Regions from separate parts of the Homo sapiens genome. Here region 1 is linked to region 2. Evidence: chromatin loops called from intact Hi-C (ENCODE). Cell type or tissue: heart right ventricle. All regions are shown on one strand.

Evidence for each region. Peaks named below come from ENCODE experiments on the same cell type or tissue, not always from the same donor. Only the 100,000 strongest peaks of a DNase experiment are listed, where the experiment ranks them.
Region 1: it touches region 2 in a loop (2.1-fold over the local background); 55 of 110 quality-filtered maps call a loop at or near these places.

The regions. Positions count from the first base shown.
Region 1 is chr1:172,543,737-172,546,236 of GRCh38, reverse strand. The region is part of intron 1 of SUCO (SUN domain containing ossification factor); the gene reads right to left. Among named protein-coding and RNA genes, the nearest start is that of SUCO, 12 kb to the right of the region's middle. In heart right ventricle, no CTCF peak of the experiment used is centred here; no DNase peak of the experiment used is centred here.
Region 2 is chr1:172,448,716-172,451,215 of GRCh38, reverse strand. The region is part of intron 3 of C1orf105 (chromosome 1 open reading frame 105); the gene reads right to left. Among named protein-coding and RNA genes, the nearest start is that of PIGC, 5.9 kb to the right of the region's middle. In heart right ventricle, CTCF peaks have their summits at 915 and 1,115 (motif pointing left); a DNase peak (open chromatin) is centred at 1,020; H3K4me3 peaks cover 426 bases; H3K27ac peaks cover 737 bases.

The sequences.
Region 1 (2,500 bases), 95 kb before region 2:
CTTCAGTTTCCTTATTTGTAAAAATTAGATTAATACTTTAATCCAAGAGTATGGACAAATTTAAGAGGAGATCAGGAGTCAGAGACCAGCCTGGGCAACAAGGCAAAACTCCGTCTCTACAAAACATACAAAAATTAGCCAGGCATGGTGGCGCACACCTCTGGTCCCAGCTACTCAGGAGGCTGAGGTGGAAGGAAAATCACCAGTTCCCAGGGAGGTCAAGGCTGCGGTGAGTGGTGATCATGCTGCTGTACTCCAGACTGGGGGACAGAGCAAGACCCTGCCAGGAAAGAAAGGAAAGGAAAGGAAAGGAAAGGAAGGAAGGAAGGACGGACGGACGGACAGAAGGACGGAAGGCAGGCAGGCCAGCCTATATGCCTCAACTCAGTATCAACATTGTAAAATTGACTTATTAGGAGGAACTGAAATAAATGTATATGCTATGCTTAGCCTGGCACAGAATATGTGCTGAAATGTCAGTTATTATCAGCCACTACCTTTTCTGTCTACTTTCACTTATCAAATTTCACAGTAGTTTATACTTGTAATCTCAATGTTTTCACCTTCTATTTAGTCCTCAGCCTGCTGAAATCTAGTTTCTGTCCTCATTGTACCACTGAGACTAGTATGGTGTGGCAGAAGTTAGCTTTTTTTGATTTCCCTGCTGCATGTGGTACCTCTGACTGCTGTTTTAACTTAAACCATCTCCTCTTTGACTTGTCAAATTACACACTTCTGCTTTTCATCTCACACTGACTCTTGTTTCTGAGTCTCCTTTGATATGCTGCTTCTGTTCACTATTTAAATTCTGATGCTCCAAGGGTTTGGTTCTGAAATCTTCCCTTTATATTCTACATAGGAGACTTACGTACTCTCATGGTTTTTAGTTGACAGCTACTGAAACTTTATCTTCAGCCCTTATCTTTTCCTAACTGGTCCATTCCTTAAAACCCTTCTGTGATACCCTACCTTAATGTTGAGGATAAACAAAGCTCATTTAAAAGTTGCATCTCTCTTCCTTCATATTCCAAGGTATCTCAAAAACATCTAAATCCAAAATTGAATACATTAGCTTCCTTTTCCAAATCTCTTCCTCCTATATCCTTGATCCCACCATCTGGTACTGCTATCTACCCAGTCCTCAAACTAGAAACCTGAAAAACACCTGTGACTACTCCTTTGCCTTCACCCTCCCTTGACCATCTTGTTTATTCTACTCTAAATTTCTTCAAATCATTTCTCAATCCCCATTCTGACTGCCTTAACTCAAGCCCTTATCTCTTACCTAGAGCAACCTCCTAACAGATCTCCCTAATTCCTAACTTGCTACGTCTGCAAATCAACCATTCACACCTCTGCCAAAAATCTAACAGTAAATTATCACACTACCATTCCCCTGCTTAAGACCTTTTACAGACTCCATTAACTACATGACAAAACTCAAGCTTCTCTCCACATGCTATTTAAAAATCTCTAAAATTCTACTAAGTCTTCAGCTTCATATTTCCTGTCACTCTCCCTGCCTTTCACTTTATGCTTCAGCGATACAGAGCTACCTGTAATAGTTCCTTGAACACAGACTGTGCTGTCTCATGTCTCTGGCTCATGCTGTTCCCTCTTTCAAGAATGTTCTGTACCTGCTCCCACTCCCACTATCTAAAACATAACTCAATACCTATAATTCTTCTCTCTTGGGGCAAGAAACTAATAAGGGTCTAAAACATTTTCCTGATTTCCACAATCTGGGGTTGGTGGGTGGCCCGCTCTAAATTCCCACAGCCCTTTGGCTATCTCTACCTGAGCACATACACACTGAAATGAAATTAACTGTTTATTTTTGTTTCTCACATAAGACTAAGCAACTCCAAGGCAGAGAATACACTGCCCTGTTGCCAGCATGATGATCTATTGAGCTCCTACTTTGAACTATGAATTAGAAAAGCTTTTTCAGAGCTTTAAAAAGAAGAATGAGAAAACACTTTGTGGTAAAAGAAATAACTAAACTAGGCAACAAAGAATTGCTTCTTAAACATAAATTCAAAGTTAATCCCTTGTACAGAAATATAGTGCCAGCCACTCAATTAGCGCAGTATGGTTAAAGTTATCAGTGAAAATTGTAGTTTTTGAATATTACTTCCTGGATATCTGAAAAAATTTACTGAAATCCTGTAAGTATTGAGAAACTTGTGGGAAATGGGTGAATAATGTGGAAGCCATTTTGGTCAAACACTGGTAATAAAACAAGACCAAAAGATCACCAGGCCTCTAGTGCCTTTGCTTAAGCAACCTAGTTTCTCTCCATCACAATGTTTTATTAAAAGACAGATATTCTTCTAAACCACGTATCAGTCTGGAGCTCTTTTAAGGTTGCTTCTCTTCTGCTTGGTCTATCTGCTAATAGGTAAGAGCATACTGGGCCTCTTTCTCCTTGCAGTTTTTATTCTATTTGGCTGCATCAACAGTCCATAGTCAAATCACGTGCAATTGTACAGCTTAGCTG
Region 2 (2,500 bases):
TAACTGAGGAGCTCTAGTTAATTTACACCCAGTACCAGCAAGTGGGCAAAGAGATTTCAGAGTCTCCAGCTGCAGTTTTCCGGGTCACCCCCACACACCTGCTGTTCCTTTGCCTTGGATCACTGAGTCAGTCACCTTTTGGCCCAGTTAGCCAACTATCATGATGCACCTTTCTGTTTCTCAGCATCTTGAGGAGTCGTGAGTGGATGCCTGCAAATGGCAGGAGAAAATGAAGAAGCTTCTCCACAGTAGATGTTTAAACGAGGAAATGTTTAGGCTTCATTTGTCTTCACTAAAAATCTTTCTTCTTTGACAGACCTGCCTCTCCTTTTGTCTTGTGTTTTTTGTCCCTCATCTCTGTGTGTGTGTTTCTATCTTGCTTTCTGTCTCCCTCTTCCTGTTATTGTGTCTCTGAGCCTGTCTCCCCTTTGTCTAGTCACTAGGAAATACTGCTCCAGGCACACGTGCACCTGCCTCAGGCACGGGGCTGCTCCGGGGCAGGGGAGGAGTAAGTGGGTGTTTAAAGTTCTGCCCTTTGACCTGTGACGGTGAAGAGGAACGCAGCCAGGTGGCAGGAGCTTTGCACCTCTGCACAGGGTCCGGGGTCTCCAGTTGGCCTCCGGATTGCCAGCAGCTTCTTGTCAGGTCCCTGATTTAGAGAATGAAGGAAGAGATCCTGTCCACAGTACATTCTACTCCCTTGAAACACAACAGTTTCTTTCCAGAAGGGAGCAGCTGCCAGCTGAATCCACGTTTACCTCATGGCACATACGTGCAGGCCTTCATACACGCAGTAGACTCTGGGAGCCAGATTCAAATTTGAGGACGTCTGTGTGACGGGAAAGAATATGACTGGAGGTACTGGCCTGGTGCCCCAACAGAGCAAGGATCCCGGGTTCCCTACTTGTGTTTCAATCTGCAGGGGTGACTCTTTCTCATGTGCAAATCAGTGGAGGGTCAGCCCCTAACAGGATGAGAGTGAGGGTGAGGCTGAGGGGCCTGTGTTCTCTCCCAATAAGAGCAACCTATTTGGGACTTCTCACGGGTCAGCCGGGAAACTGGCCTCCCAGGAGCCCTTTGGGCTGCGCAGCTGGAAGCTGTTGCTCTTAACTGTCATCTAGTGGCTAACTATGAATATTGCAGCCACAAAAACCGCTATACCCTGCTGGAGAATGGCCTCTCACTCCTACTGGTCGTTAGCATTGGCTTTCCTTCCCCATTCTCCACTCCAGCCAGGCTGGGGCCTGGTGTCCTAGTGCCCAGGTTGCCACAGTACAGAGACCCAGAACAAACCTGAGATGAGGAGGCATTCAGCGGCAGGTGAGACCTGTCTAAATAGGAAGTTCACAGCGACTTGATGACTGGAAGGCTTCTTGCTGGTTCTGCAGCAATTGCTAAGCCAGTCCTGCCTCCCCGCTCATCCCCCACCTCTACCCAGTGCACGTCATGGTGGCCATGTTACCTACTTGCCTGTCCAGGGTGTTAGGGGGACTAAGAGATGACTCTTAAGCAAAGCTTGGACCCTGAAACTCCGGTGTTGAAAACCTTCAATGTGTCCTCTCTGCTCTTGTCTGTTGGGCCCTGTGTGCATTAGCTGGGCCCAGCCGCGTCCTTGTTTCCCTTTCATGTATGCTCAGAATTCCTTGATATTCTTCAGGCATTTCCTCCTGCACACTCAGTCTCCACCTCTTTGCTGATAATCTTCTCTTCTCTTTCCAGTTCTTCCTCCACCCCTGGCTCTTCCCTCCACTTGAAAACAGTATCTTCTAGGTCCAGTGCAGATGCCACTTCCTCTTGAATCATTCCCTCACTTCCACTCTGCTTGCCCAACCTGGGGGTAACCTTTGCTCCCACCTTCTCTCACAAGTGCTGTGCCCTGTTTCTGAGACGCATTCTCAGTTGTGTCCCTGTCCTGTCTGCTCACTCATCTGTGTAGCTGCGGCTGACTCACTCATCTCTGATGTATTAAAGCAAATACAAAGGCCTCCGTAAACATATATTGACTGACACCAGGGCTCCTAATAATTGTGGCTCACATTCACTGAGCTCTTGCTCTGGGTGGGGCACCGTGTCGAGTGCCTTAGGACGCTGCTTCAGGCACTGCCTATGACAGCCCTGTGAGGAATGTGCAATTTTTCAGGTGAAAAAATTGCTTATCTCACCATATATTTTCTCTCTTTCTCCACCTCAGGGAGGTTCTGACTACCCAAGCACTGTAGCCTGTGTGCTTGCTCCACAGTGACACCGAGGGTCACCTGGCAGCCGGTCATGGTGGAGGGGAAATGAGGAGTTTTTAATGTAAAATTCCACAGGTGTAGGGAGTTGTAGGTGGGAGACATAAGCAATCCTTTGGGGGAGGCAGTAGAGACTCCAGATTGGTTCCAGTCACAGGCTGATAGGCATTCCCTGGAAGTCTTGGGGCAGATTCCTCCATACTAATTTTTAGTTTCCTGTTTTGTTGATTCTAACCTTATGCCTGTATTCTTAGTTCTAGTGGACT